3 separate regions of the Homo sapiens genome follow, and all the other regions are linked to region 3. The links are chromatin contacts, found by Hi-C or POLR2A ChIA-PET in ENCODE. All regions are on one chromosome and are shown on one strand. Each heading gives the region's core, a stretch centred on a gene start or an enhancer-like site at or near the end of the contact. The rest is flanking DNA. Distances are from core to core; before and after follow the strand shown. Region 1 holds the start of PYM1 (PYM1 exon junction complex associated factor). Region 2 holds the start of TESPA1 (thymocyte expressed, positive selection associated 1). Region 3 holds the start of ATP23 (ATP23 metallopeptidase and ATP synthase assembly factor homolog).

Region 1 (3,561 bases), core at 1,054-3,553, 2.0 Mb after region 3:
AAACATAGTCCAGTTTAGGGACTATATCAATGAGTGGTGCAATGTGTGTAAAGCCTCTCTGCTCTGAGCTACTTTAAACAAACATACAATGTAAGAATAGGTCCCCTAACACCTCTGCCTATCAGTTTTCTGTCCCTGGATCTTTCATTTAGAAATCTTGGAACGATATTAATCTCTAAGGCACTCAGCTTTCCTTGCAAAGAATGCTCAAAGTAATGCCACCCTATGTATTACCTGTGTTTCTCACTCTATCGTCTTTAGATATGTCCCTAAATAAAGTTGAAGACACTCCTTTTAAGATAGTTTTTGGTACTTCAAAGTGGGGTGTAATGTTATCTCTCGAATAAGGAATAAGGTGGAATCAGTCTTACTCTAGACTTCTTTGTGTCTTCTTTAGGATCTGTGCTCCATCATACCCCAAGTCAGTTACTGGGGGGTGTGGGTGGGGGAAGAAAAGCCAAGAAACATCTAAGAAGGAGGCGTTTAATGCCTACGGTTCCAGGTGCTCATTTCTTTAATCAACCACATCATAAAAATCAGAAAGAAAGAAACCGCAATGAACAAAGGGAAAGGAAAAAACAACAGCCTGTTCTCCCCGGCCTTTTTTGCCCTGTTCCTCCTCAGGGTGGGGGGCCACATCCGGGGCCCCGGGTTGGGTCCCAGGCAGGTCTACTAAGCAGACAATTGAGTTTCACTTCCTGTCAACCCTAGTGCTGAGGCAGGATGTCTGGGGGTGGGAAGGGGGCCTAGGGTTGGTAGTGAACAGGGGCGACTTTAGGTTTCCCTCCTGCACAAAGGTCTATTGAGCAGCCTCTGAAAGCTGCAGAGACCACTCCTGAGGTAGTTCAGTCAAGACCAACGTATCCCATTAGTTCTTAGAGGCTTCATCCCACACTCTCACGTCTAATCATAACAAGGTTAAGGACAAGATGTTAGACCCTGCAGGGCTGAAGTACAATCGGTGAAAAGAGAGCAAGGGTTTAAGACCACAGTGTCACAACACTTGCAATAACAGTGTATCGTATGCAAATACTTTTTATTTATTTATTTTGAGACTGAGTCTTGCTCTATAATACAAGCTGGAGTGCAGTGGCACGATCTTGGCTCACTGCAACCTCCACCTCCCAGGTTCATTCCTCAGCCTCCCGAGTAGCTGGGATTACAGGCACTCGCCACCACACCCGGCTAATTTTTGTATTTTTAGTAGAGATGGGATTTCACCATGTTGGCCATGGCTGGTCTCGAACTCCTGACCTCAAGTGATCTGCCCACCTGGGCCTCCCAAAGTGCTGGGATTACAGGCATGAGACACCGCACCCGGCCTGGAAATACTTTTTAAATGAGCCCCACCCCCAGACATTCTGAATTGGCCTCTAGTGGAAGTCACAGACATGGAGGATGGGAAGGAAGGCAAGCTGCGGCCCCCAGAAAACTTCTGAGGCCTAATTTGTCTTATAAAGGTCCTAGTCAGCCATTGCTCAGTTTTTTAGTTTTTTTTTTTTTTTTTTTTTTTTTTTTTTGAGACGGGGTCCCACTCTGTCGTCCAAGCTGGAGTGCAGTGGAGCGATCTTGGCTCACTGCAACCTCCGCCTCCCAGATTCAAGAAATTCTCTGCCTCAGCCTCCCGAGTAGCTGAGATTACAGGCACCCGCCACCACGCCCGGCTAATTTTTTTGTATTTTTAGTAGAGACGGGGTTTCGCCATCTTGGCCAGGTTGGTCTTGAACTCCGGACCTCGTGATCCACCCGCCTTGGCCTCCCAAAGTGCTGGGATTACAGGCGTGAGCAACCGCGCCTGGGTTTTGTTTTGTTTTTTAAATGGGACATGCTGCCTAGTGTTGGAGGTAGTCACCAATACTTACCTCCTGCCTCCTCCCTGGTTCCAGGGGTACTGCTGGACATTAAACTAAGCCAAAGTGGGGATATAAGCAGGAAGGTAAAAGGGTTGATAAGGAAAAAGCTATATGAGGGTGGAGGAGGGCAGAGTTGACACCTGAGGAGAGGAACCTGCAGCCGGGCTCCTCTCAGGCTGTAGGGGAAACAAGTTTAACAGGACTTAGCCCTGAAGGAACAACAGTTGCTGAAATGGGCGGCGGAGGGAGACCATATGGGTTCGTCTGCAGAATAGGGAGGTACGGCGCAGGGCAGGACTACAAATGGAGTGACACTACGGGACCGGATTATTGGCGAGTTGCCCCGCTTTAGATCCTCAGCGGTTGGACGAGTTTAATTAGAATACTAAGTAGGTCCGCCCAGAAGCTTTCACCCTGCCCTCTGACCCTAGGGCCCAGCCCGAGGAGGCACTCAGGGTTAGGAGGTCTGGGCGAGAAGCAACTAGGGCCCTCATCACTTCGCCGCCGAATCCCCGGCGCCGCCCAGCGGGGCAGAGCCAGGCCAGGGCCGCCCGCCCAACCTGGTCCGCTGCCTCTTCGGCCATGGAAGCTGCCGGCAGCCCTGCGGCTACGGAGACAGGTGACCGACCCGCGGCGCCCTCCGCCTTGCACGCCCCTCCCGCGGGTCTCTGGTGGTTGAGTGGGTTGGCCGACAGCAATCGGCACACGAATTCGACCTCCCCACCTTCTTAGGGTTAGATAGGGTCTCCAACCGTCCCTAGAAACACTTGTGCGCCCCAGTGCGTTCCTGGAGTTTGTCTGCTCCACGTCACCAAGCCGCTCTGAGATCTGGGTGCAGGCCAGAGCCTGGATATTCTTCCTTTCTTCATTTATAAGGCCCCCTTTTTGGGTGCAGGTGGGCCTTGCGCCCTTTTCCCTCGCAGGTCCTGGACGTACGAGGAGTTCCTGGGGATGAGAGGGACTGTGCCTCGGAACTTCTCTTGGCTCCCTGAGGACTGTTTTACAGGCAGCAAGCGCTCAGTAATGGTATCGGTGGCAGTAAAAAGCCCACGGCTTTATTTTATTAACTATTTCAGCTTCTCCACTCTTCCTCCTCCTCCACCTCCGCCCATGAAATGGTGCACTCTCCCTTTAAGACTAAGATGGTGGCTTGCTACGATCGGGACTCCACTTCCGGTGGGGAGGGGGGCGGGACCCCAGCCCGCTCACGCCGGAAGTGGTTTGCGTTTTCAAGATGGCGACTCCCTATGTTACTGACGAGACCGGCGGTGAGTGCGGGAGGCGCGGAGCCGCTTCTCTCCGGGCTCTCGGGGCAGGGGTTCGGACTTGGAAAGGGGTCTGTGCCCCGCCCATCCCGGGGCCCCTCCTTTGCCCCGCCCCCCGGACCGCCTTCCCCATTCATTCTCTCCTACGGGGTGTCTCCTGCGCCCCCTTCTGGTCTCGTGTTTGGGGTCTCTGCTTCCGGTCACCCAAACCCTGGGGTCCTTCAGTGCTGGTCCCTGCTTCAGGACCCTCACGGGCCCTTAGCTTTTCTCCAGCAGTTGGACCACTCATATCTCTTTTAGGTTCTTCAGGCTTGGGGGCTTCTACACTCTCATTTCCCTCCAGTTCCTGCCCTCCTTCTTTTCCCCTCCCCCATCTCAGCTATACTTGGTTTCTGCCCTACCCCAGTCCCGTTTTCATTATTTTTCTCGAAGCTTTATTTGCT
Region 2 (3,503 bases), core at 805-3,304, 3.0 Mb after region 3:
TGGACACATAGAGGGAAACAACACACACTGGGGCCTATGGGAGGGTAGAGGGTGGAAGGAGGGAGAGGATCAAAACAAATACCTATTGGGTACTAGGCTTAATACCTGGGTGATGAAATAATCTGTACAACAAACCCCTATGACAGGAGTTTACCTATGTAACAAACTTGCACATGTACCACTGAACTTAAAATAAAAGTTAAAAGAAACTATTATATTTCAAGAGTCTTAAAAATAGCTGCAATTTCTTGAGCATTTGCTGTAAGGTAGGCGCTGGACTGAATACTCTGTATTCCTTTATTCTTATAGCTCTACAACCACTCCTGTAAGGTTATCCCCATTTAGCAGCTAACAAACTGAGACCTAGAGATGTTAACGTATCCAAGACTACAGAGCTACTTGATGCCAGAGCTTCACTCTAAAGCCTGCTCTCCTAACCATCAAACTATCAATGTTAACAAAATGTTGACATTTGGGCCAGGACAATTATTCCTTATACTGAAGAGTCCCATCCCTTCAAAAGCACTTATCATCATTGGCCCTCAGGTACTAAATACCAGTATCAGCTTCCCATTTCTTTGAAAATTAAATCTCTCTCACATATTTCCAAACTCCCTACCGAAGTTATATTCTCCATTTCCCAAACATATTGGAAAACAACTGTTAAGGAAAACATTGAATTCTAGAAACTTAGGATTTAAAAGAGTTGTTAAGTTTCCATTAGTTCAGCTTTTATAGTTAATTTGTACGGAAAAGAATAGTAAATAAAGAGAATTAGGGCGTGTTGGATTTAGCATTTTACTTGTTGACTGTGAAGCTAATTCTCAGAGAAGCACATATTTAGCATCTACTATGTCCTGAGAAAATATGTTAGATATTTTCATGCCTACGTAAAAGGAATAGCGTGGGAGAAGGGTTGAGTGAGAAACAGAGAGAATTGTTATTTTCCTCACATTATACTTGAAGAAAATAATGTTTTGAGAACTTAATTTGCCAAGCAAGAATTTTATTTAGGATTATTTCTACCATATTATAGCTATACTATGGATACTCAATGGAGTTGTCCCATTGATGATTGGAAATGGAATTTAGAAACATGGTAAAAAAAAAATCTAACTATACCTATAGCCAAAAAATCAGAAAGAAGGTAATGAACATGTGAAAATCAGTCACAATTAACACATTAGAGGAGTGCCTTGTAGAATAAATATTGTGATATACATTCATAAATAAATGATTTAAAGAAGGAAACAGTAGAATCAGGAGAGAGACAGAAAGAAGATATCCAAAATGCAGCAGCATCCTACGGAGAAGAGTGTTCAGAGATACTGGAGAAGCGAGGAGGGATAGTTAGCAGTGCTGGATGCTCCCGGTGGGTGAAAGTGATTGAGGCCTGGGAGAAACCTTTTAGAGTTCAACAAGCCTTTTCCAAACTGAAAACCAATAAACTGAAGACATCTTCAGGGTGTAACCGATTTTAAAAGTTCAGCTTTGAAAACGTTGGGGAAAGCAGTCATTTACTACAAAAACAAAAACTTTGAAGTGGTTTGAACATAAAACAAAGTTAAGAAACTAACAGAAAAAAAAAGTAGTCAGTATTCAAAAACAAGCTTCGGGGGAATTTACCAGAGTATGAAAGTTATCAACACAGAGCGACTGGCTCAGAGCCCTCTCAAGTGTGTGATACGACTGGAAACTTCTTCTCTGAGATAAACGCCAGATCATTTATGAGAGAGAGCTTTCCCATTTTCAGACAGCTCTCCTGAGGACAGAAGGATTTATCTGCAGCAGTGGAATTCTAGTTATATGGTAGGAAGACTCCTGCACACACCTCTTTAAATGGACTGTACCTTTGCCTTAATAGGAAAAGATCTCCTGTTTTTCTGGAAAGACAGAGGCAGCTCTGGGGCAGGAAGGTCTTCCTAGTTGTGAGCACCGTGTCTACGGATGGTTTGTCCTTCGCTCAGTCTCCTGAGCCGGAGCAAAGGATGTGGCTGGGCCAGGAGGCGGGGACTGCATCTACATGTGTGGATGTGTGTGTGTGTGGTGTGTTCTCATTTCCGCTTCCCCTTTTGAGCAGGCAACAGCAGTTGAATGAGTTCAGGGAGAAAGGCATAATCTACAACATGATACTTTCTCACTTGCTTCACCTCTGTGCCCACACCTGTGAAGGCCTCGGCCCAGCTTCGACAACTGCTTTGCCTCAAACTCAGCTTTCTACCAGCAGACAGGTAAGCACAGCCTTTATCTCAGTTTCAAGGCTGTACTGATTTAGGGTGATGCTAGGAGAAAGAAGGAAACATGTCAGAGAAAAATCAGGCTGTCAAGTCAAGGGAAAATCAAGAGAAAATCTCCCACCACTCTTACTTCAACCTTAAAAGCATCCATCATTATGCCTAGGAGAACGATGCTGGGTGCCCTTTTGCTTTCGTTTGTTTGTTTTCTCTTTATTATCAGAGAGGTAATCTTTCTAGATTCTCAAAACTTGGGTCTCTTTGATGACTTGAATAACATTTTAGGAATTTTTTTTCACCTTTCTCACCTGCAAAGTTCTTCTCTGTGTCTTGCTGAACTCATTGTTGCTGCAATTTCCATCTGATTATAACATCGAAAAGTTCTCAAGGAAGAAGTTTCCCGGTTTCATTTCAGGCCCTACTCTAGTGTCCATAGCTCCAACCATTGAGAGTACCTGGCTGAAATCAACTTTGCTTTCTGTGGGTATGACCTCTTTCTTCAGAAGCTGTAGAAGAAACTTGTTGAGATAAACTGCAGCAAGATATATTGAGGTCAGCTACGAGGGAGGATGTACACACTTGAGTGAGGTAAGGTCAAATTCACCGGGAGGCTCAAGATAGATGGATAGCCACCATCAGGACCAGATTTCAGGGTTCACATCTCAAAGATAGATAGATGGATGTGTTGCCTTCTCAGTGACCTACATAATATTGGGGGCTTCATGCTCCTCCAACACCCCTTGCCCCAGTGGTAGCAGGCAGAGCATATCACCACCTACATGAGTTTTGGGGTAGATGGAGGAGTGGAAAGATCCTCCACCCTGGGGTTTTCCCATGCCCCTTCTGTGCCACTAAGCTCACCAGTGGGTGGAAGAAAAAGGGTGGGTCCCCAGGGCAGGGCAAGGACAAGAAAGGAGAGTTCCACAGAAGTGATTTGACAAGACTGTGAGCATTTACAGGAGATATCCAGGGAAGTACTAGTGACTCTGTATACCACAAATGGTCCTGAGTAGAGAGGTAAGGAGACTTTCTAGATGGTGCAGGGCAGTACCTAGGATGGGAGGTTGGAGGTAGGAACCTTCAACTTGTGTGTCCAAGTATCAGACTCAATAGTTGTTCAGCTGAGTGATTAGAGATAAAGATCTCACAATATTGTCTTGCAGCATGAAGTGTTAGTAGGAAGAAGGGAAGTCAGGTTTATTGTCTGTCTCTACTTGGACTATTATCAGAAATAACAAGCTGAAGATATAGCAGAAGGGATAGAAAGCA
Region 3 (3,610 bases), core at 846-3,345:
TTGCCCAGGCTGGAGTGCAGTGATGCAATAACAGCTCACTGCAGCCTCAGCCTCCTGGGTTCAAGCAAATCTCCTGCCTCAGCCTCCTAAATAGTTGGGACTGCAGGCATGAGCCACCACATCCAGCTAATTTTTTTTATTTTTTGTAGAGACAGGGTCTCCCTATATTACCCAGGCTGGTCTTAAACATCTGAGCTCAAGCAATCCCCCTGCCTTGGCTCCCCAAAGTGCTGAGATTACAGGCATGAGCCACCGTACCCAGCCCCATAAAATCTATTCTTCACAACAACCCTAAAAAAGGTATTTTCCCCTTCTCTTTTTTTACAATAAGGATAGTGAGGATCAGAGAAGTTAAGTCACCTTCCACACCTGAGGAAAGGGATCCGCATTTGAACCCACATCTAACTCTGCAACCCATACTCTTTCCACTCTATTCCACTTTGAAGCACCTTCAAGGCAGGGTGCTAACTCATCTTTCTACTTCCCCCACCAGAACCTGGGAGGCACTCAATACATATTTGTACAGTAAATACAATATCATCATTCTCTCCCCTTTTACCCTCAACTCCCCTTCCTCCTCCTACCTCCCTGAGTCTCTACAAGCAGGTAATCCCAAGAAGGTTGGAAAATCTTTCGGTGGTTGACTTTTGAACTGTGACTGACTAGCTATGAAATAGTAACCTTGCTTTGGGACAAGTATGTTTAAGACTAATTTTCTGAATGTATCTGAAAGTAAACTTAAGAAGTCTATGTCAATGTAAAGGAATTAAGAAATCTTCTCTAGTGCAATGTCTCTGGGACGGGAGAGAAATTTGTCAATGGGCAGTTGTGTCCCTGTTTAACCCACAGCAGTTCTTAACCTTTGTGGGGTCGTTGGCCTCTTTGAGAATATGATGAAGCTATTAACTCTCTCCCCCGACCAAAAAAAAATACACTTTGGGCCGGGCGCAGTGACTCACGCCTGTAATCCCAGCACTTTGGGAGGCCGAGGCAGGCAGATCACGAGGTCAGGAGATCAAGACCATCCTGGCTAACACGGTGAAAACCCGTCTCTACTAAAAATACAAAAAATTAGCAGGGTGTGGTGGCGAGCGCCTGTAGTCCCAGCTACTCGGGAGGCTGAGGCAGGAGAACGGCGTGAACCCAGTAGGCGGAGCTTGCAGTGAGCAAAGATCGCGCCACTGCACCCCAGCCTGGGCGACAGAGCGAGACTCCGTCTCAAAAAAAAAAAAAAAATGCACTTAGGGGCACACACACACACATACACACGATTTCACAGACCATTTCAGGGATTTCTACGCTCTGAAGCCCATTCATGCATGAACCACTTCCAAGGAACGGTAGGTTTGCAAAACTGCTTTTATATTTTTACAGCCTTGGTATGCCTTAATTACATTTTTACATTTTTACAGCCTTTGTGTGCCTTAATTAACCTGGCTGGCACTTTAAAACTTGGCCTCACCCTTACCCTGAAGTCACAGTGTGGCTGCATAACTTATGTAAGAAATCGGAGGATCTGTCACAACAGTGAGTGACAAAAAAGGGCAGACAAATTCATTCCACAAGCCAAAAACAGCGACGAAAAGGGTCTCAGCGCCACCTCTAGTGGGGAAACTGAGCCTCAGGCTCCCAACCCAGCCCCCATGATGCCCAGTCTGTCTAGACTCTGTGCTGAACCTGAAGCCCCTGGCCAGGTGTTGCCCAGGCCCTTCCTCGCCCACCCGGTCTCAGACCCATTCTGTGGAACCACAGCCTCCAGGTCATGGCTCCTACTTGTCTCCAGCGTCTTCAGGAGCCTAAGCTGGCACTTCTGGTTGCTGGTGAAGAAGCTGGAGAAGAACCCTTGCTGGGGATTCCCCTGGGCCAGACGCTCGGGGAAGACCTGGCAAGAGACGTGTTGCTGCTGCAGCTGCTCCCCTGCCGCGGGGCCCCGCCGGCGCTCGTCCGGAGCTCCCGCCATGCCTCCCGCAGACCTCGCCGCTGCTTCCTCCTGGCTCAGGCGGCCAGAGCGAGACTGGGAAAGGTAACCTCCCTCCCGCCAACGCGACCGCCCAGGCCCTCCCTCCGCAGGGAAGAAGGGCAGCCTGGCTGGGCTGAAGACGTTAGGCGGGAGGGGGCTTTGAACCTGACGGGGAGCGCGGGAGGCGGGGCGAGAGGCGAGGGGCGGGGCGAGAGGCGAGGGGCGGGGCGAGGGATGAGGGGCGGGGCGAGGGCATGGGGCGGGGCGCGGGGCCCGATGCTGTTGGGCGGAGCTGGGTCTTGCGACTTCCCTCAAAGGCTGTAACAACCCGGCTGCCGCGGATTTCGCTGCTGCCCTCCCAGTGTGGGTGACATGTCTTTATAAGCGTTGTTCTGCAGCTTCCTGCTGCCTGCTGAGCTCTAAGGGTGTCCCGCCTCCTCGCAGACACTCCTTCCTCACCTCGGGGCGAATATTGGCCACTAACTGCTCTTGTGCCGCCGAAGGTCTCGGCCATCCTCCCACTCCCTGCCTTCTTCCGGGGCAAGCCAGTTGTCATTTCTGGCCCGCCACTTTCCCGACCCCTGCCATCCCTCAGATCCACTCTGCCCAAAGATGCCTCTGGCCATATTGAAAGCAGTGTTTTTCAGAAACGTTTTAAAACTATAAAGAATGACTAGTCACATCAAAATCCTCAAAATGTAGGAACCAACTACATTTTTTCTTCCCACCTGTACCCATTCGTTTACCCTACTCTTCTGCCCCACCCCCCACCAATAACTCCCTGATAACAAAGCGCACCCTGTTTACTTCTACCTCTCAGCCTTAACTCATACTGTCATTTCCATCTTTAAGCTCCTTGCCTCAGCCCCTATGATTGGGGCCCAGGTCAAATCTGCCTACTCCACAGGGCATTCCCAGATACCTTAATCAAAATTAATGTCTCCTGATCTCCCAATGTACAAAGCACTTTGTACCTGTTAATCATTTTCATCGTAGCCTGCCAGGTTTTATCCAATTTGTGTGTTTCTCTTTTCCTACTAAATTATTCCACTCAGCTCACACATTTATTCAGCACCTACTATGATGGGCCAGGCAAGGTGTAAGAGACTGAGGAAACACATGACTAAGAAAATTGCTAAAGATGAAGAGCAGCATGTGGTTTATGTAAGAAACATATCTGAAAAATATAGGCTCAGCAGGCCTTTAGGGTTATGAACAGTGCTTTATGTGTCATAGATGCTCAATATCTAAATTGAGTGGGATGCTAGGATAGTCATTCATCTGGAATATTATAAAAATACAAACAACTCCTATGTACATAGACTATTAAAGCCAGAAGTCAAAAAAAAAGTAACTACTTTTTAATTAAATTCACCTTGGATACATTATTTCCAATCCTCACTACAACCCTGCAAAGTAAGTATTATCTCTAATTTGCAGATAAAGTGGGCTCAGCAAAATTCAATAATTTATCTAGGACCACACAACTAGCTTTCAATCCAGTTATTGAACTAAAACACACATATGGAAAACTAAGCCATTACAATTCAGTGTGATTAGTTTGGAATACTGAAGGCAGGCTAGATATGCCTAGAAATGGACCATAGCCTATATACATTTGAAATACTATTTGGATTTTTTTCATGCTTT

Evidence for each region. Hi-C counts contacts between places; a loop is a spot of excess contacts on that map. ChIA-PET counts read pairs that join two places held with the same protein, here RNA polymerase II (POLR2A). Pooled maps may share reads with other maps.
Region 1: a pooled map shows a loop between it and region 3 (14-fold over the local background). The contact joins the promoter of PYM1 here to the promoter of ATP23 in region 3. A Hi-C loop is called at or near these places in 6 of 50 pooled maps. POLR2A ChIA-PET finds 5 or more read pairs at or near these places in 2 of 52 experiments (Caco-2 and activated T-cell).
Region 2: a map of OCI-LY7 shows a loop between it and region 3 (18-fold over the local background). The contact joins the promoter of TESPA1 here to the promoter of ATP23 in region 3. A Hi-C loop is called at or near these places in 2 of 168 maps with a recorded cell type or tissue (CD8-positive, alpha-beta T cell and OCI-LY7) and 9 of 50 pooled maps. POLR2A ChIA-PET finds 5 or more read pairs at or near these places in 1 of 52 experiments (activated T-cell).

What each region holds. Positions count from the first base shown.
Region 1 is chr12:55,926,636-55,930,196 of GRCh38, reverse strand. It overlaps PYM1 (PYM1 exon junction complex associated factor), which reads left to right and starts at 2,303. Exons shown (of 3, transcript NM_032345.3): 1 at 2,303-2,472. The coding sequence starts at 2,436. It also overlaps a transcript of DGKA not described here. RefSeq lists enhancers at 2,032-2,612, 2,692-2,861, 2,902-3,121, 2,613-3,193 and a silencer at 3,212-3,361.
Region 2 is chr12:54,983,313-54,986,815 of GRCh38, reverse strand. TESPA1 (thymocyte expressed, positive selection associated 1) reads left to right here and starts at 2,054. Exons shown (of 11, transcript NM_001136030.3): 1 at 2,054-2,231. It overlaps LOC107984515 (a long non-coding RNA gene), which reads right to left and starts at 1,965. Exons shown (of 2, transcript XR_001749161.2): 1 at 1,851-1,965.
Region 3 is chr12:57,940,052-57,943,661 of GRCh38, reverse strand. It overlaps ATP23 (ATP23 metallopeptidase and ATP synthase assembly factor homolog), which reads right to left and starts at 2,095. Exons shown (of 6, transcript NM_033276.4): 1 at 1,774-2,095. The coding sequence starts at 1,960. RefSeq lists enhancers at 791-960, 1,417-2,226.